Regions from separate parts of the Homo sapiens genome. Here region 2 is linked to region 1. The links are chromatin loops, found by intact Hi-C in ENCODE. Cell type or tissue: endothelial cell of umbilical vein. All regions are shown on one strand. Each heading gives the region's core, and the rest is flanking DNA. Links, peaks and the distances in the headings are about the cores only. Region 1 has its middle 41 kb from the start of UCP1. Region 2 overlaps SCOC-AS1 (SCOC antisense RNA 1).

Region 1 (10,652 bases), core at 4,582-7,081:
GGGTGGGTGGGTTGGCCTGACCTCAGGCCCTGGAGGAAGTGGTCAGGTGCCAGCAGAGTTGGAATGCGATAGGTAGTTCCCCAGTTCCCAGGCCCCTAGTGGGTGAATATATACAGACCTGGTGGATAGCATATATGGGTCCTGAAAGGGCTGGACATTTTTAGCTATGTCTAGTTTTCTACACAGCTCATCCATTGAGTTTTTAACTTCAGTTATTATTTTTATCTGTTATGAAATTTGCATTCAATTTTTATTCCATTCTTCTCATGAAATTCTCCATCTAATTTATATTCTTAAACAAATTAAATACAATCTTTTAAAAGCCTGTGTGTATCTGATAATGCCAATATCTGGATCATCTGTGGGTTTGATTTTATTTCTGTTTTTTTCTCTAGTCCTGTCCCATAGTATACTTGATACTTTTAAAATTAAATGTCATACATATATATGAAAAATTATATAGGATCTGGATAATATTATATTCATCCAGAGAAGATGTAGCTTCTTTTTGCCATGCAGTGAAAATAGGCACAGCTCTCTTTATCTTTGTGATTAAACTGGTTTCTGGGTTTCAGCTTTGATAAAGACTATTTTTTATTCACATGTGCTTTTTGTTGTTGTTGTTGTTGTTGAGACGGAGTCTCCCTCAGTCACCAGGCTGGAGTGCAGTGGTGCGATCTCGGCTCACTGCAACCTCCGCCTCCAGGGTTCAAGCGATTCTCCTGCCTCAGCCTCCCGAGTAGCTGGGACTACAGGTGTGTGCCACCACGCCTGGCTAATTTTTGTATTTTTAGTAAAGACGGGGTTTCACCATGTCGGCCAGGATGGTCTCGAGCTCTTGACTTCGTGATCTGCCCGCCTTGGCCTCCCAAAGTGCTGGGATTACAGGCATGAGCCACCGTGCCTGGCCCATATGTACTTTTAAGATATAGATTTTCAGGAGTCCCAACTAATAGTTTGGGGCATCTTCTAGGATCTCAACTCCTTGGCAGACTTTGAAATAATTTTTATCTCCCTGTTCAGAGAGAATACCTGAAGTTTGACTCAGCTTCCTAACCTGCTGCTTTGCATGTTAAGAGTCAGAAAACGCCTTGAGGGGTACCCATTCAGAGTTAACTTCTCCATATTTACTTTCTCTCCAGGATTTTGGCTTCTTACATCCTTGTTCTCTTTTCATTCTCAAACCACTACTTTTATTTCTCTAACATCAAGAGACTACCAAAAGCTCTGTTCAGCATCTTCGCCTCTTTGAGAGCCATTTTGCTTGGCTTCTGAGCCTCTTGCTCCTGCACTGATGAATAGTTGACAAATTACTTAAGAGGAAAAGTTGAGAAGAATATGGCAATCACCTTTATGCATATTCCTAAGGACCATCCGCTCGACTTAGATTTAGCAGAAAGAAGGTAACTCTGGTTTTCAGAAAATAAAAACCCAGATATTTTAGTTAGGATTCTAGTCTTTATTTTAGCCTCTTTAGGATGTTTCCAGTCTAAGGATTGAGTCTAAAGACTAATACCCACAGGAAAGTTTCAAATACTTCTGTTTGACCAAGGGTGGCAAAGACCTGGCACATGTGTGGCTATTTTTCTATCTGGCTCCAATTGTGGTTCTGGCTAAGTGATCATGGCACCCCTTTTTTGTGACTCCAGAAAATGTGTTAGAATCCTTACCAACAAAACACACAAGCCAGGACTTGGCTTACACAAGAAACTTGTCAGACATGCCTGTCTTCGGCATTAGGCTTGCGATTGGGCTGCTTGTCATGAGGTGAATAGTAACGTCATTCAGGGTGTCAGCCCAAGGCTAGAGTCATTGATTAGATATCTGGTTGTGCACAGCATTGGTACAGGACCCAGGCATATAACTCAGTGTCTTCTCCACCTCTTCTTGATCCTGCTTATTGTAAATGAAAAATAAAATTCCAGGTCCCCCAACCATCTGAATGGATCCCTTATCTCAACCAAGGGCATTCCAAAGTTAACCTGAAAAACGAGTTCAGGCCTTGATGGGAAGGTGGTGTTGGACATGCCTGATTATACCTCCTCCCTTTCAGAATTACTGATGGAACAGATTAATTAAGTCTGATAAGAAACATTTACATTCTTTTCTCCCTGAAGCCTTGCTACCTGGAGTCTTCACCTGAATGATAAAAGCCTGGTCTCCACAATCCCTTACCTCAACCTGGACGTTCATTTTTATTGGTTCCAAGTCTTTAGATAATAACCAAATGCCAATCGCAAAATCTTTGAACCCACCCATGACCCGAAAGCACCCTCCTACCCACCACTTCCAGTTGTTCCACCTTTCCAGACTGAACCAATACACATCTTAACATGTATTGACTGATAGCTTATATCTTCCTAAATTACATAAAACCAACCTGTAGCCTGACCCCCTTGGGCGCATGTTCTCAGGACTCCTGAGGGCTGTGTCATGGGTATTGCTCACTCATATTTGGCTCAGAATAAACCTCTTCAAATATTTTACAGAGTTTGACTTTTTTTGCTGACATTTTGTATAGTGGTAGAGTCCAATGGTGAGTTTGTAAACTGATTTCATACTAATGAGTTAGTATTGTAGTCCCTTTTAAAAGAAATATTGCTAACCCAAGCTGGCCTACCCAAAGCATGTTTGGGTCGGGGAAGAGTACACATGGAGGCCCTAGGCCCACCCCCCACCATTTTTTATCTCACTGTGGATGGCGTTGTGCATGTGGATGTGACACCCCAGCTTATATATAGAGGGTCTGTAAACAATCCTCCCAACAGGGAACTCCTAGGCACCCTTCTGCCCAGGGTGCCATGCCTAGGTACATGGCTCTGCTCTCACGAGCATGAGGAGAAGACTGGGCAGGTCCTAGGAGGGACTCAGAGCTGTTTGGGCAGGGTAATGGGATTCTGGTTACCAGAGTGTGGTCTGGACAAGGTGACTGGCACAGTCCCCCTGACATCAGTCTCCTTGGTCCTTCCAGAGCAGTGCGTGGTGGGGGCAGCATAGTCAGAGTGGCTGGACAAGGCAGAGCCCACTAAAGCCTGAGGCCCAAGGCAGGACACCAACTGCCCACGTCTGAGGACAGTACTAAACCCAAATTGCTCTGCCTAGTGGCATTTCAGGCAGTATTATAAATAGATATTGAAAAATACAGGCAGAGTGAAGAACAGGTAACTCAGGGTAGTCTGCCCACAGGCTTAGCTTCACTAAGCCATTTTACTAATTTTCTTCCTTTCCTCTTCTTGGGAATCAGAGAGCTCACAGAAATCTCCAGGCTTGTTTTTTTTGACTCACAAGACTTTCAAATTGGCAGCTGCAGTTAGTGAGGAGGGAGGGAAAAAGATAGAGATGGGAGTCCATTTAGGAAGGACAGAGATGTGTGTGGGGAGGGAACATTTATTCCCAGGAGAGGGCTCCAGTGATCTGTGCTCCGCTTTGCTGACTCTTTTGCTACTCTTCCCTTTCTACCCCATCCCCAGGCTCTCAAATTACAGACTTTAAACTGGGCATAGTATGTCTTCCCATTTCCAAACTGTCCGTCTGTAGATGGGGAAGGAAAACCGTAGAAAATATCCATGGAAGTGTAGACAAGTGACTGTGTTACCTGCTGACGCCTGGTTCAGGTAGCTTGGCCCTGTTGCTCCTCTCAATACCTTGGGGTCAGTCAGAGCTAAAGGTGACAGTCAGAAATAGAATGTGTAGGCTGGGCACGGTGGCTTACGCCTGTAATCTCAGCAATTTGGGAGGCCAAGGCAGGTGGATCACTTGAGGTCAGGAGTTCAAGACCAGCCTGGCTAACATGGTGAAACCCCATCTCTGCTAAAAAATGTGGTGGGGGACACCTGTAAACTCAGATACTCGGAAACTGAGGCAGAAGAATTGCCTGAACCCGGGAGGCAGAGGTCGCAGTGAGCCAAAATCATGACACTACACTCCAGCCTGGGCAACAAGAGTGGAACTCCGTCTAAAAAAAAAAAAAAAAAAGATATGGAATGCGTAGCTGGGTGCTGTGGCTCACACCTATAATCCAAGCTACCTGGGAGACTGAGAGTTCAAGACCATCCTGAACAACATAGCACGACCCCATCTCTTAAAAAAAAGGAAAAGAAAAGAAACAGAATGTGAAAATCTCTAAGGGGGCTGGCCTCCTTTACTCTGGATGTTCTTGAAATTCAGCCTAGCTCTTTTACTTAGTGAGCTCTTTATGTCTTTCTCCCACATGTGTACAGTTCTCTCTCTCTCTCTCTCTTCCTCTTTGTCTCACCAAATCTAGGAAAGAAAATTATCCTACTTTGTGTGCTGGTGGTGTTGTCTGTGAGCTTCTTAGTGGAATACTGGAAGGCCCACCCTGCTTCCATCTTTCTGACAAGGTCCAGGCTGTATTGTTTTAAAAGTAATGCCCTTGGCTGGGTGCGGTGGCTCATGCCTGTAATCCCAGCACTCTGGGAGGCCGAGGCGGGCGGATCACGAGGTCAGGAGACCAAGACCATCATGGCTAACACGGTGAAACCCAGTCTCTACTAAAAATAATAATAATAAAAACAATTAGCCAGGCATGGTGGCACGCACCTATAGTCTCAGCTACTCTGGAGGCTGAGGCAGGAGAACTAATTGAACCCGGGAGGTGGAGATTGCAGTGAGCTGAGATCATGTCACTGCACTCCAGCCTGGCAGCAGAGCAAGGCTCTGTCTCAAAAAAAAAAAAGAAAAGAAAAGAAGAAAAAAAAGTAACACCCTTGAATCCTTAAACAATTGTCTCATTTAATTTGGATCATTTTGACCTTTAAGTTTCTTTATTCAGATCTTTAATATTTTTAAGGGAGCTGTTAAAAGAGGAATTGAGTTTGCCTCCTTTGCAGAGAAAATTAAAAGTGTACCATGACACTGAGTGCCCTTGGAGAGGGGGAGATCTTTGGAAGTTTGAAGGGTGATCCTAGAAGGTGCTTTTGTACGTGATTGTAGAGGGGGCAGAGAAAAAAAAAATGGCCTCCACCCATTGTGTTTCTCCATGAGCTTTGTGAGTGAGGCCACTGGGGAGTCACCTGTTCCCACAGGCTGGCGCTCTGATGGAAGAGTGCCAGTTAGGCAGGCCATGGAGGAGGGCTCTGTGACCCATGAGACACTGGCACTGCAGGAATATGACGTTGGCAGTGTTTTAGGAGGGGATTTTGCCAGCTTAAGGCCATGAACCCAAGAGGAAATTAGATTTTAAGCAGAAATAAAATCCTGTGGAAATATTTAATGTTAGGTGATGTTTGCATCATGAAGGACATCATCTCTCTTCCATTGAATCTTTTCCTCTTTTTGTCCGTGGCTTCCTGTGTCTGTAATAGAATAATCCATTGTCTCTGCTGAGTGCTGTCTGGAGCAGAAGCTTTTGTCAAGCTCTTCTTGATAATATCATTTCAGTTACACTTGAATTCAAAGCTCTTCTCTCTTTTTTTTTTCCTAAGTGTCTCTAGCATTAAGGGAGGAATGGATCCTTTTAGTTTTGACCACAGAAATAAAACTTCAATCAGAACATGTTGAACGCTGGCTTCAAATTTAGTCACCAGGAATGGTCTTTAGCCCAACATTACCCCCTAGTGGGATAAAATAGAATAGATATTAATGAGGTTATGTGGGATGCATTTGAATGGGTGTAACTAGATGCTCTGGCTTGGGCCTGCTCTGTGACAGATACAAGTGGCTGTTAAGGCCCCATGGAAAAATGCATCTCCCCAGCTCTTTGGAAAGCCACTGGCCTTCAGTGAGCGTGGAGCAATTCCTTCTGCTTAATAACCCCCTCTTTCTCTTTCATTTTATTCTCTCGTTGTTGTCATAGTGAATGGCATTTAAGAACTGGAGAAACAAAGCACAGAAGTCATGTGTAAAAAGTGTAACAGATTTGATTTCATAAAACATGCACACTGTCATATAATGCAAGACACCAAAAGTTAGAAGGCAAATTCAAAAGAACCTAAAGGAGCAATAAACATTGTTTAAAGTAGCCCATAAATGTGTAAAATATTATGTATCGATTTAAAAAATTCAACTGCTTCACTGTGAAAGGAATTTGAATTAAAATGAAATATCATCTTTTATCCATCAGATTAGCAAAAATAGAAAGAGTGTTAATTTCAAATGTTGCTGAAGGTATGTAAGAAGGGAGCACTAGCTGTTGATGGGAATGTAAACAAGTGAAGGACTTTTGAAGGCAATTTGACAGGATCTGTCATGACTTTAAATGGACATATGCTTTGATCCAGCAAGTTTACCTTTTCAATCCTATCCCCAAAAGATATTCTTATATATGTCACAGATCTCTTTACAGTAATATTCCTTGCCACAATGTTTATGATAAGAAAAGCCTACATATAAGTAAAAGTCCATCAACTGAGACAGAGGGTGGGGCAGCATAGGTGTAACTAAATAAATTACGGAACATTTCCTTTTCATGGAATACTGTGCTGACATTAACATAAATGAGACAGAACTCCATATACACCTATGGAAAAAATCTCCATGACCCTCAGGTGAAACATGAAATCACGGAATAAGTTTTAGTTTGATTCAATTTTTGTGTGTATGTTTTAAAATCGTGTATGTGGCCAGATGTGGTGGCTCATGCCTGTAATCCCAGCACTTTGGGAGGCCGAGGCGGGTGGATCACAAGGTCAGGAGATCGAGACCATCCTGGCTAACACGGTGAAACCCTGTCTCTACTAAAAAATATAAAAAATTAGCCAGGCGTGGTGGCGGGCGCCTGTAGTCTCAGCTACTCGGGAGGCTGAGGTGAGAATGGCATGAACCTGGGAGGCAAAGATTGCAGTGAGCCAAGATCGCGCCACTGCACTCCAGCCTGGGCGACAGAGTGAGACTCTGTCTCAAAAAAAAAAAAAAAAAAACACCACACACACACACACACACACACACACACACACACACACACACACACACAAAACACAAAAAACGCGTATGTGTATGTAGACACATATAGAAATTTCTAGAACAAATGAAATTCAATCTATTAATAATACTTACCTCCAAGGAGAGAAGTAGGAGTACAGAAGTTAATAAAGGAAGACTTTCTTTCTGCCTCACTTCTTATTGGTCAATCTGGGAATTCATTTTGCTGTGTCTGTGTATTACTCGTATGGAAAAAAGTAAGCAAAAATAAACACTATTATGTGATATTCATACAGATGAACGATATTTCAAAGGAAACTTCTCTACTATAAGACAAAGAGAGTTTAAATTTAGCATAGCGGCAAGGCTAAGCCCAGTGACAAGTCCTTCATCAATTGTCTTTTTTTTTATTTCCAAGAAATCTCAACACATGGGTAAACATTGTGCTGGAGAAATGAATGGCTCTGTAATTTCCCAGATAGTCAGAATCTTTTTCTGGCCTCGTGGCTTCATCATTGCCTGACTCAGCATGTGTACTCAGGGCCCCTAGAGTGAGCCATGGTGAACCAGGTGGTGAGAGTTGCAGGGAGTGACGGTGTAGGCTGAGGATTCCAACTACTGTGTCTCTTCACAGCAAACACCTGGACATGGGCAAGCCACCCAAGAGACAGTTTTGCTCTAAAATGGTATTTTTTGCCCCTTCCCATTTGGAGCAAAGATACAATTCCAAAGAAGATTCTGAAATATTCATGTTAACCCATGTATACTATTAAAGCTATTTCATCTTACTCATTTTCAAAAAAGTTTATAATTTCATAGGTTGCTTAAGTCTTTTAGAAAATCAATATACCCAGGTTAACTCCATAGCAGCAGCTATTTACAAATTCTCTTGTTTATGAGACAAGCTGTTGAAACAACCCAGTGCCCTATCTCAAAATATTTTGCGTTTTTATCTTTTCATAGACTCTTCCAAATATCTTCTCAGTTTACATGAGCATTTAAGAAGGATCTGGCAAGTTCAAGTATTACTTCCTTATTTACTTCCTCATTATTAAGTACAGTTCTTTATTTCTCACAGTGAGAAGAGATATTGTGTTGCATTACACTGAAAATACTGCACAATTCAATACAAATTATAGAGTTATATTATCCAAATTCTGCTGCTAGGGTTTCATTTTTGTCCTTTGAAATTTCATACTGATCACTTCTTGGTTTATACCAAACTTTCTTTCACTTTTGAAACTTCAAAAGTAAATACTCTTCCCCATTTCCTACTCTTAGGTCTAAATTTGCAGCAGGAATTGAAGGAGGGATTGAAATATTGCACCTGGCTCATAGAATTTGACAGCATGACAAAGGATGCTGTAAAATATGAACCAAAAGGGGAAAATGAATATACTCTAATACCTTGGATATTTTTGGTCCTTTACCTGTTAGGATACCAACCAATGTTGAGAAATAGTATATACATAGGTAGTGACTGATCATAAACTTTCATATATGCTTGTCTATTATCCTGTAGGAAGGTGGGATGGTGAGAGGCTTAAAACAGAGGAAAACATGATTACATTAAAGTTTTCAAAAGATCACATAAGCGATAGTTTAAAAGAATAACTGAGGAGTGTGAGAGGGAGGACTAGGGGCAAAAAATAAAATGGCAACAATCCAGCAACCTTTGTTGCAATCCAAAAAGTTTGTTTCAAACACTTGCTACAAACATTCATGTACACATAGGAAAGTGTGACATGATGAATTTACAGACTTGCGCATTTCTATCTTGCTTGCCAACAATTAGAAGAGTAATTATATCACACACAGATTGACAAATAGCCAAAGGGCCATTTTAAAATGCTGCCTTTCAGTCTATCATTGATGCAGTGTTAGGTTGATTCCATGTCTTTGCTATTGTGAATAGGCTGGATGAAGAAAATATGATACATATACATCATGGAATACTATGCAGCCATACAAAGAATGAGATCATGTCTTTGCAGGGACATGGATGGAGCTTGAGCCCATCATCCTTAGCAAACTCACACAGGACCAGAAAACCAAGTACTGCATGTTCTCACTTATAAGTGGGAGCTAAATGATGAGAACACATGGACACATAGAAGGGAGCAACACACACTAGGGCCTATTGGAGGGTGGAGTTGAGGAGGAAGGAGAGGATCAGGAAAAATAACTAATGGATACCAGGCTTAATACCTGGGTGATGAAATAACCTGTACAACACACCTCCATGACACATGTTTACCTATGTAACAAACCTGCACGTGTACCACTGAACTTAAAATAAAAGTTAAAAAAAAAAAGAAAAAATGAATGACTGCCTTCCAGTTACTGAAAGCAGACCCAATTAAGGAAACTATTACAGTTGCCAAGGTCAGGGACTATAAATGCATATGTAAGCTTCCATCAGAGCACCAACCTCTGAGTTCTCCCTTTGGGTCACACTTTGAGGCAGTTGGATCATCACATATTGGGCAAAGGTGTCAAGAAGAAGCAAGAAGCTGAGAGCCTGCTCAATCCACAACAAGCCAAGAAATGTTTTGTTTTGTTTTAAGTAAAAAGCAATCAATTTCCTTTTGTTATATGAAGGTAATAGGATTGATACTTTTGCTTAAGGATAACCTATACAAATACAGTCTGGACTGAAGAGATAGATCAAATATTAATATATAAACCTAATAAAACCCTTCTGAACCTATTGCCAGATACAAAGCTGGACTGTCAGTATAATTGAGAATAGACCGAGGAGCAGAGATTGAATGGTGTTTATAAAAAATAACGGGGCTGGGTGCAGTGGCTCACGCCTGTAATCCCAGCACTTTGGGAGGCTGAGGCAGGTGGATCACAAGGTCAGAAGATCGAGACCATCCTGGCTAACATGGTGAAACCCCGTCTCTACTAAAAATACAAAAAACTAGCTGGGTGTGGTGGCGGGTGCCTGTAGTCCCAGCTACTCGGGAGGCTGAGGCAGGAGAATGGTGTGAACCCAGGAGGCAGAGTTCACAGTGAGCCGAGATCGTGCCACTGCACTCCAGCCTGGGTGACAGAGCAAGACTCCATCTAAAAAAAAAAATAAAAAATAAAAAATAAAAAAAATAATGGATAGGGGCTGGGCACAGTGGCTCATGCCTGTAAGCCCAGCACTTTGGGAGGCTGAGGTGGACAGATCACCTGAGGTCACGAGTTTGAGACTAGCCTGGTCAACATGGCAAAACCCTGTCCCTACTAAAAATACAAGACTTAGCCAGGTGTGGTGGTGTGCACCTGTAGTCCCAGCTACTCGGGAGGCTGAGGCAGGAGAATCACTTGAATCCTGGAGATGGAGGCTGTAGTCAGCTGAGCTCATGCCACTGCACTCCAGCCTGGGTGACAGAGTGAGAATCCGTCTCAAAAAAAAAAAAAAAAATGGGGTCATAAACAACTTGGAGGAATCAAGAATGACATACATTTCTGGCTTCAGTTACTACATGGATATTGCTGTTATTAATTAAATAGGGAATAATAAAGGGAAACTTTATGGGGAGAGAAGAGTCCAGTTTTTGAAGTGCATATAAGTTCAGGAAGTGAGAGCATTGTTGTGCCTCTTTTGTTCATTGTCACTGCTGTTATTAGCACATGACACAAAGCCTGGAACACCCAAGGCACTCAATACATATGGACTAAATGAAACAGTTCCAGAGAGAAGCCTGAGCTGACTTAGTATTTGGGAGTCAGTAGTAGACAGATAGGGGTTGAAGTTATTGAAGTGGGTGCACTCTTTC
Region 2 (10,652 bases), core at 5,283-7,782, 280 kb before region 1:
TATGAAATACCTACAACTAGCATCATACTTAAGAGTAAAATACTGAATGTTTTACCCTCCAAAACTGGGAATAAAGCGAGGATGTCCTCTCTGACTATCCCCAATCAACACCAGACTGGAAGTCATAGCCAGTGAAATAAGCCAAGAAAAACAAATAAATAGCATACAGCTTTGAAAGGAAAAAGATAAGCCTGTCTTTAATTGAAGATGACATGGTTATCAATGTAGACAATTCCAAAAATATACAAAACACTCCGAGAACTCATAAGTACATTTAAAAAGGTCAATATACAAAAACCAATCATATTCCTATATTCCAGAAATGAATAGTTGTCATTTGATATTAAGAAACAAGATCATTTACAATTGCACTGAAAAAGTTAAGTACTTAGGTATAAGTCTATTAAAACATGTGCATGGTCTATATGTTGAAAATGACACTGATGAAAGGTATTAAAGAAAAATCTAAACACATTGACAGATACACTGTGTTCATGATTTGGAAGCATTAATATTATTAAGAGGCCAGTTCTCCCCAGTTTGATCTGTAGATTCCATGAAATCCCAATCAAAATCCAGTAAGCTTTTTATAGATGATGACAAGCTAATTTTTAAACTTATATAGAAAGGCAAAGGACCTAGAATAGCCAAAGCAATGCTGAAAAAGAAAAAAAAAAGTTGGAGGATTCATGCTAGGATTTCAAGACTTATTCAAAACCTATACTAATCAAGACAGTATTGAATAAGCTAAAGGACAGACACATGGAGCAATGGAACAGAAAAGAGAATTCATAAATAGATCTACAGAAATATTGTCAGCTGATTTTTAACAAAGGTGCCAAGACAATGCAATGGACATAGGATAGTTTTTCAGAAAATGATGCCAGAATAGTCCATTTGCAAAAAATGAATCTCCCTGTACCTTAAACAAAAATTAACTAAAAATGGATAATAAACCTAAATGCAAAACATAAAACTATAAAATGTCTAAAAGAAAACATAGAAAATTTGTGTGATCTTGGGTTTGGCAATGGGTTGTTAGATACAACAATAAAAGCACAATCCATAAAAGAAAAAAACTGATAAATTTGACTTTATCAAAATTTAAATCTTTGCTTTGCCAAAGATGCAGTTGAGAAAATAAAAAGACTGGCACAGAGGCAAGGCACAGACTGGGGAAAAAATTGCAAATCACATATCTGACAAAGACTCGTTTCCAGAGTGTATATATAATATGTCTCTCTCTATATAATGACATGTTAAAACTCAGTAATAAGAAACAACCCAATCTTACAAACGGGCAAAATATCTGAACAGATATTTCTTTAAGAAGATATCAATAGCAAATAAATATAAAAGAGGTGTTCAGCATCATTTGTTATCAGAAAAATGTAAATGAAAACCATAATGTGATAGCACTACACACCTATCAGAATTTCTGGAATAGAGAAAAACGTGGCAGTATGGTGAGATGCAAAGCAACAGGAACTCTCATTCATTGCTGTTGAGCATACTAAATAGCACAACCAGGTTGGAGGACAATTTGGAAATTTCTTATAAAGTTAAACATATACTTACCACATGATCCAGAAATCCCAATCCAAGGCATTTATCCAAATGAGTTGAAAACTAATGTTCATACAAAAATTCATATAAAAATGTGTATAACAACTTTATTCACAGTCATTCCAAACGAGAAACAGCTGCAATGTCCTTCAGTAGGTAATGGAATAAGGAACTGTGATATATCCGTACAGTAGGCTATTGCTCAACAATAAAAATGAATGCATTATCGATTTACACAACAACACGGATCTTAAATGCATTCTGTAAGTGAAACAAGCCAGACCCAAAAGGCTACATATTATATGATTTCATTTTTATGACATCGTGTAAAAGGCACAACTATAGGGATAGAAAACAGGTCAGTGGTTCAGTGGTTAGCAGGGTTGAGGGAAACGGGAGAGGTTTTCTACAAAGGGACTGGATGAGAAGTAATTTTTAGCATGATGAAACGGTTCTATACATTACTTGGGCAGGTGGATACATGGCTCTATGCATTTTCAAACCCCATAGAACAGTAGTCTACAAAGAGTGAACTTTACTGTATGCAAATTGAAAAAAAAATCAACGAGGATGTTTAGGGGGAGATCCCAATAGGCAACACAGAAAAAAGTTATTTGCTGAGCAGCAACTTTTAAAGGTGCCAGAGAGTTAAAACAAAAGAAAACAAAACAAAAAAACAAAACAGCAATAAATATAGTGGCATGACTTCAAAAAAGTTCATTTATAATTTCTTCACTTGTGTCCACTGTGGTGAATTCTGTCAATGTGAGCTCCTGAAAAGCAAGGCCTGTGTTTGTCTCCCTCTGTAGGCCCACGCTTTACAGTACAGCATTTCTCAAATGAGTTATAGGCAGACCCCCCCCCCTACACTGTTAGGGAGAAAACAAACCTCCCGTGGACTTCTAATGCTAAAGTCTTTTATTATCTTGTTTTAAACATATGTTTAAACATACAAATATATAAATGCTTGTGTTTACAATTCTTATACACCTAGGAGACCATAACAAAATTATGAATTAGACACAAAGAACTGGAGCCCCAGTAAAGCTCAATCTGATAACATTCATTGGTGAAACTCAATCACTGCTCACAATGTGACTCTGCTCCTGAGGCCTGTGGTCTAGTCTTGGAAGTGGGCAGCCATGATAAATGTTGGAACTCAAATGTTTCCACCTTTATTCTCTCTTCTAATGATTACACAAACATCATTTTCACAGCAAACCTTGATGTTGTATAGGATGGCTTGAAGAAGTTGAAAATCACTTCCTACATCAGCACCATCAAAACTACTACTAGACCTTGTTATGATTTTCCTGTTCCCACCTGCATCTAACCTGTGATAAACAAAATTTAGTTTATGTTAAATTTGGCCCTTGTCCTCTAAGGAGTGTTAAGTGTGAAGCCATCACAGTGTTGCTGATGAACAGAATTTACCTCTGTTCGAAGAGCGAGGACTCTGTGATTATGTGGGAAGGCTCTGCTGTCTTTGTCTTCAGTCTTTGCCTGCTTTAGCAAATTCTGATAGGAGGAAGATGCAAACACCACTCTCAGGTGGGATTTCAAAATCCTGCACCATCAAACTGATCTGTTTTGAACTATATGGAGCTCTCTAAGGTTACAATAATTCTTTCTACTGTGCTTTCAATACTGAAAAAAAAAATCACTTATTAGTGGACAATTCAACAAGCAATTTAAATAGAAATTATTTTTAAAAACATGCTTGACACATAGCCAGACATAGTGGCACATGGCTGTAGTCCTAGCTACTTGGGAGGCTGGGGCTTGATCCCAGGAGGTAAAGGGCAGCTTGGATAACATAGCGAGACCCTGTTTCAAACAAAACAAATGTTTTGTTTGAAATGCTTGACAACTAATTATGTTGATTACCTATGATTTGGAGAAATCCATGCTATAACAATGAATAGTCAAGCGTTCACTCTGGAGTAATCCAACACTTTGCTGTATTCCATATGAAAATAAAACATGCCTTTGAATTTTTACAAGGATGCAGCCAGCTTTTGTTTGAATCTGTGAAATGGCAAGTTTGGGGCTGGACTAGGACTGTATCAGGGAAAGAAGCTGTTTGGCATGTTTTTTTTTTCTGTAGTGTTGAGCATTGCTGCTTGTTGGGCAGCTCAAAGGACAAGATATTCAAAGATCTCCCTGCCAGCAGGTGCCTCCAACGCCACACTTGAGAAGTGGATATGCGTGAGCCAAGTCCTGGCAGCCACACTCACCAGCCACGTAGTCCTTGGGGACATCACCAGACTCCTCGTGCTTCTGCTTCCTCACCAGTAATGAGTTTTAAATGGGAAGATGCAGGGAACATGCTGAGAAGAAAGCTTAGCACACAGGACATGCTCTATCATGTTAGCTCTTCTTACTGACACACTTAACACATTGGATTACAGTCACCCATCTCCTATTTTTGCTTTAAACCTAACTGGTCTATCAGTTCTTGAGGAGCAGGGACCACAACTTATTCCTCTCTGAATCCACAGTCCTGAGCATACAACACTCAGTGTTTTGAACTGAAGAAAGGGAATAGAATTGGAAAATTGTTCAAAAAAGAGCAAATTGATGAACACAACCAAGCAAGGGACAAAAATGAGTAATTTTCACCTCAGAGTGTAGGATAATAATTTCTGTGTGCCACCTTCGAGTCGACCTCTGTGCCCAACATTTTTTCACCTCAATGCATTTAACAAATTATTCCTCACAGTTCATTTGGGTACACTACTGGCTGCAATCCTGTAATTACAAGTTGTTTTTTCTGCTTCAAAATTGACCTGAATGCTAATAAGCAAAACCAACTAAAAAAATTCTTACCCTGAAGTTCTGGAAATGGTTTTGATCTGGGTGTTGGATACATATTACGTATCTGTACTCTTATAATTTGCACACTTTATTGTATGTATGTTATACCCAGTTAAACATTTTTTAAAGCCTTTTGCCTATCAAGAGTGATTCCATCTGACACATGTCTACAAGACTGTCACTGCCACCCTGGCTATCCCTTCCTTGGCATCTCCCAACCTACTGCTCCCAAAAATGTCCTGTATCTACTTAGCTTATAATCACAGGAAATCTGTATGCACTTTGAACAGCAAAGCCCTCAAGGCTTCAAAAAGTTGAAGCTTTTGCAGAACCAGAAAAAACAATCCTAAAATTCATATGGAACCAAAAAGAGCCCACATAGCCAAAGCAAGACTAAGCAAAAACAACAAATCTGAAGGCATCACATTACCCAACTTCAAACTATACTATAAGGCCACAGTCACCAAAACAGCATCGTATTGGTATAAAAATACGCACATAGACCAGAGGAACAGAATAGAGAACCCAGAAATAAACCCAAATACTTACAGCCAGCTGATCTTTGACAAAGCAAGCAAAAACATAAATTGGGAAAAGGACACCCTATTCAACAAATCGTGCTGGGATAATTGGCAGGCCACATGTCGGAGAATGAAACTGGATCCTTGTCTCTCACCTTATACAAAAATCGACTCAAGGTGGCTCAAAGACTTAAATCTAAGACCTGAAACCATAAAGATTCTAGATGATAACATTGGAAAAACCCTATTAGACATTTGCTTAGGCAAAGACTTCATGACCAAGAACCCAAAAGCAAATGCAACAAAAACAAAAACAAATAGATGGAACTTAATTAAACTAAAAAGCTTCTGCATAGCTAAAGAAATAAGCAGAAGAGTTAACAGACAATCCTTAGAGTGGGAGAAAATATTCGCAAAAATACATCTGACAAAGGACTAATATCCAGAATTGACAAATAACTCAAACAAATCAGCAAGAAAAAAACAAACAATCCCATCAAAAAGTGGGCTAAGGACATGAATAGACTATTCTCAAAAGAAGATATACAAATGGCCAACAAGCATATGGAAAAATGCTCAATATCACTAATTATCAGGGAAATGGAAATCAAAACCGCAATGCAATACCACCTCGCTCCTGCAAGTATGGCCGTAATCAAAAAATAAAAAAATAATAGATGCTGGCATGGATGTGGTGAAAAGGAAAACTTTTACACTGCTGGGAACTGGGAATGTAAACTAGTACAGCCACTGTGGAAAACAGTGTGGAGTTTCCTTAAAGAGCTAAAAGTAGATCTACCATTTGATCCAGCAATCCCACTACTACGTATCTACCCAGAGGAAAAGAAGTCATTATACAAAGATAATACTTGCACACGCATGTTTATAGCAGCACAATTTGCAATTGCAAAAATATGAAACCAGCCCAAATGCCCATCAGTCAATGAGTGGCTAAAGAAAGTGTGGTATATGTATATATATACCATTTACTCAGTCATAAAAAGAAATAATGGCATTTGCAGCAACCTGTATGGAATTGGAGAATATTATTCTAAGTGAAGTAACTCAGGAGTGGAAAAACAAACATCCTATGTTCTCACTCATATGTGGGAGCTAAGCTATGAAGATACAAATCTTCATATGATATGTTGGACTTTGCGGACTTGGGAGAAAGACTACACATTGGGTACAGTGTACACGGCTGGGGTGCTGGGTGCACCAAAATCTCAGAAATCACCACTAAATAACTTTTCATGTAACCAAACACCACTTGTTCCCCCAAAGACCTACTGAAATAAAAAAATTAAAAATTAAAAAACAAAAAATGCTGAAGCTTTTTGTTAAAGAGCACTTAAAATTAAGGTTCCCATAATTTATCCACCAGAGGGAGCCAACAAAGCCACAATAATAGGAACATACTGACCTTAGTGAGCTACAAATCAAGATTTTCAGACAAGGGCTGCAGAGTTGAGACATAAGCAAGTATCAATTGCTTGGTTCAAGGAAGGCATGTGAAAATTTATTGAAGTCAGATTTAATTCATGGCTTTGTTTTCTCAATAGTAGACATGTTTTAATAGTAAGAGTCAAATGACTTTGAAAGTTTTAACACTAATAAATGCCTTGTGAGGATATGGACATGAAAGTAAGAATAGCTCACCTTTAAAAAACACTTTACAGATTCTGAATAATTTTCAGTTAGAGAGTTGAGTGCTGGCAGTTCTCTTCATTAATACAAGAATTTAATAGATAAATACAGTTTGTGCCCATTGGGATGAAAAAAACAGTTTTTATTGCATCAATGCAGCGTACGGCTGGTATATATGCAAATTAGGAAAAGGCATACCTGGGAGGTTTAGGGCATGGTTTGGTGAGCAGAGCATGGGATGGATTTCAGACCCCACTTTCCCTTATTAGGCAGCTCTGTGCAAGGCTAACATCCATATGTGGCAGCCCTCAAGTCTGGGCAATGGTGGCTCCAAGGGGATGCTTGGAAGAGTTTTTAATCTTTCCTTTCTCCAATTCTTTGATAAGGACAATAGCATTTTCTTAATCTAATATAAAATGCATTTCCAAGACTAGTTGCCCACCTCTCTTCTGCCAATCAGAATGTTGACCCAGGTTCTTCCTGTAGAAAAATTCTGGATTCACCACTGAACTATGAAAATAAACATTTTCCATCCTGTTCTCCTCTGCTTCCAATCCACCCTGCTGGAAAAGAGTTGCCCATAGTTCCCAAGTGGCCTTTTTCTTTATAGTTTTCATTTCCTGATCACTCCCCACTTCCTTATTTTGTAGCCACTATCTATCTTCATCAGATTTTCTCGCTGGTTAGAAACTGAAACCAGACATCCATTTAAACATCTTACATGGGATCATCCCTCAGTCCTTACCTTATTTGATCTGACCACTTAACACTGTTGATCACTCTGTCCTTTGGAGATAATTTCCCCATTTGGCTTCTAGAACATGAGTCTTTTGCTTCTTCCCCTTCCAAATTGGCTGCTGCTTCTCAGTCTCCTGGTTTGATTCCTCCTTATCTTCCTGATTTCTAAGTGTGGACAGCTACAAGGCATCTGTCCTGTGGCTTTACACACCTTCACAGCTCTCAAGTTTATATCTCCCCTAGCTTCTATCCTAAACTCCAGACTCATCTTCACCTGCTCACTGAACATTTCCATTTGGATTTTGTATTATCTGTTCTCACACTGCTTAAAGAAACATCTGAGACTGGGTAATTTCTAAAGAACAGAGGTTTAATTGGCCCACAGTTTCTCAGGTTGTACAGGAAGCATGGCAGCATCTACTCCTGGGGTAGCCTCAGGGAGCTTTTACTCATGGTGGAAGGCAAAGCTGGAGCAGGCATCTTACATGGCAGGAGCAGGAGGAAGAGAGAGATGGGGAGGTGCCGCACACTTTAGAATGCCTAGATCTCTTGAAAACTCTTATCATGTGAACAGCACTAGTGGGATGGTGCTAAACCATTAGAAACCGCCCCCGTGATCCAACCGCCTGCTACCAGGCCCCACCTCCAGCACTGGGGATTACATTTCAACATGAGATTTGGGTGGTGACACAGATCCAAACCATATCAGATGTTTAAAAGCATCTCATACGAGACATGCCTAAAATCAAACTCTTAAGTTTCTCCTTCTATGTGTTTCATAGTCTTTCTCACCTAAGCTAATGATACCTCCCTTTTTAGTTGCTCATGCCAAAAACTCTGGAGTCATCTTTTTTTTTTTTTTTTTTTTTTTTTTTTTTGAGACGGAGTATTGCTCTGTCACCCAGGCTGGAGTGCAGAGTGCAATGGCATGATCTCAGCTCACTGCAACCTCTGCCTCCTGGGTTCAAGCTATTCTCCTGACTCAGCCTCCTTAGTAGCTGAGACTACAGGCATGTGCCACCATGCCCAGCTAATTTTTGTATTTTTAGTAGAGACGGGTTTTCACCATGTTGGCCGGGATGGTTTCGATCTCCTGACCTCTTGAACTGCCTGCCTCAGCGTCTCAAAGTGCTGGGATTACAGGCATAAGCCACCGCGCCCGGCCTGGAGTCATCTTTGACTGATCTTTCTCTTACTCTCCATATTGGCAAATGCCTTTGGATCCAGATTTGAAATCTGTCCAGGATTTGACTACTTTATACCACCTCAACAGCGACCACTCAAGTCCAGATCACAGCATCATCTCTTGCCTGGATTACTGCAATAGTCTTCTAAACTCACTTCCCTGACTCTGCCTTCCCCTACCCCTCACCCTTTAACCAGTGTCTATTTTCTTCACTACAGTCAGAGTCATCCTGCTATAACCAGAAGCCTCTCCTCTGCATAACGTATCCCATCTCACAGAGTGAAACCCAAGGAACTTAAAAGGGCCTGTGAGGCTCTACATGGTCAGTCCCTGATATATTTCCAAACAGCACTCAAACCTCCCTGTTCTAACACCTTCTTTGTGCATGCCAAACCTGTTCATGCCACCTCAAGGTCTTTGCACTTGCTGATCTTTCTGCCAGCGTTCTTCCTTCAGATGCCCTCGGGCTGGCTCCTTCAACTCCTTTAGTCTCTGCTCCAATGTCATTGCATCAGCCAGGCCTTCCTGACACCGTATATAAAATAACACCCACACTCCTATCACTCTCTGTGTGCCTTACCCTGCAATTTTTTCTTCATAGCACTTCTCTCCTCTCCATTGGATGTGTGTGTGTTTAGGTATACATACATGTGGTATATATATTTGTATATACATATAATGTATATATTTGAATACACATGTAGTATATATATTTGTGTATGTATATGTCTATCTGTTTAATCATTGTCTGCCTTCTCCACCAAAAATGTAAACTCTGTGATTAGAAGTATTTTGTTTCATTTATGTTATAATCTCAGTGCCTGGAACAATGCCTAGCACATGGCAGGTATTTGATAAATATTTGTTGAATTAATGTTGACTGAATCTAGGTAACTTATATACTGACTAAAAGTTACATACAATGTGTAAAATAAAATGTGTTAAACTTTCTGTGTTGCCCAAGCAGAACTGGGAGTCTTGGAAGGCATTTAAAGAAATACAGTGTTTACCCTGGAAGAACAGTGGATGCCACATGAATATTTGATGAATGTGGAATGAAATCTGACATCTTGTTGCTGGAGTAGATGGCTTAAAGATAATTGGACAAAACAGGAAGCTACAAATCCACATCATTTAACCCCTTGTTGTTATGTTGAATTAGGAAACATTATATATACTGCATTTTGTTTTTACCAATTGCTGCCATATTCTCTTACTATTATTATTAATATTTTTAAGAGAAAGCGTTTTGCTCTGTCACTGATACTGGAGTGCAGTGGTGTGATCATAGCTCACTGCAGCCTTGAACTCCTGGGTTCAAGTGATCCTCCTACCTCAGCCTCCTGAGTAGCTGGGACTACAGGCATGCCATCACGCCCAGCTAATTAAAAAAATCTTTTTTGTAGAGATAGTGTCTCACTATGTTTCCCAGACTGGTCTCAAACTCCCAGGCTCAAGCAATCATCTTGCCTTGGTATGTGCTACCATGCCCAGACAAATTCTATTATTAAACAGAATTTCTATGTATTATCTGCCTACCTAAATAAGCATATTATGAATGTCATGCTTCATTATTGCTGATGCTGAAGAATCCAGACTGATGTCTTCTAAGAGAATATCCATCAGTAAAGTCAAGAATTGTGTTTCTATTTATCACTTTATTGCCAAAGCTAATTGCTTATGTAAAGATTCCTGTCTTGATGTGAGCTGTTAGCATATTAAAGTATATTTACTGAAATTGAATCCATAATTTAAATGACATATAATTTAAATACACTTGTGAAAACAAAAAGATAAATTCATTTAAAACAGAATATAATTAAGGGAAAATTTTAATTAAAAAAACACTAATAGCGAAACTGTTTTTTTTCCTAATTTTTATTTTATTGTGGTAAGAGCGCTTAATGTGAGTTCTACCGTCTGAACAAATTTGTAAGGGTACAGTACCATATTGTTAACTACAGGCACAATTTTATGCAGCCGTTCTCTAGAACTTATTCATCTTGCATACCTATGACTTTATACCTATGGAATAGCAATTCCCCACCATTTCTCTTCCCCTCAGCCCCAGTACCATTCTACTCTCTGATTCCATGAGTTTGACTATTTTAGACACCCCATGGGCCAGACATGATGGCTCACACCTGTAATCCCAGCACTTTGAGAGGCCGAAGTGG

What was found. Hi-C counts contacts between places; a loop is a spot of excess contacts. Peaks named below come from ENCODE experiments on the same cell type or tissue, not always from the same donor. Only the 100,000 strongest peaks of a DNase experiment are listed, where the experiment ranks them.
Region 2: a loop joins it to region 1, with 13 times the contacts of the local background. A loop is called at or near these places in 7 of 110 quality-filtered maps.

The regions. Positions count from the first base shown.
Region 1 is chr4:140,604,642-140,615,293 of GRCh38, forward strand. No RefSeq gene overlaps it. Among named protein-coding and RNA genes, the nearest start is that of UCP1, 41 kb to the left of the region's middle. In endothelial cell of umbilical vein, for the core only: a CTCF peak has its summit at 5,579 (motif pointing left); a DNase peak (open chromatin) is centred at 5,540.
Region 2 is chr4:140,324,223-140,334,874 of GRCh38, forward strand. All of the region lies in intron 2 of SCOC-AS1 (SCOC antisense RNA 1), which reads right to left. It also overlaps a transcript of SCOC not described here. Among named protein-coding and RNA genes, the nearest start is that of SCOC-AS1, 44 kb to the right of the region's middle. In endothelial cell of umbilical vein, for the core only: a CTCF peak has its summit at 6,305 (motif pointing right); a DNase peak (open chromatin) is centred at 6,299.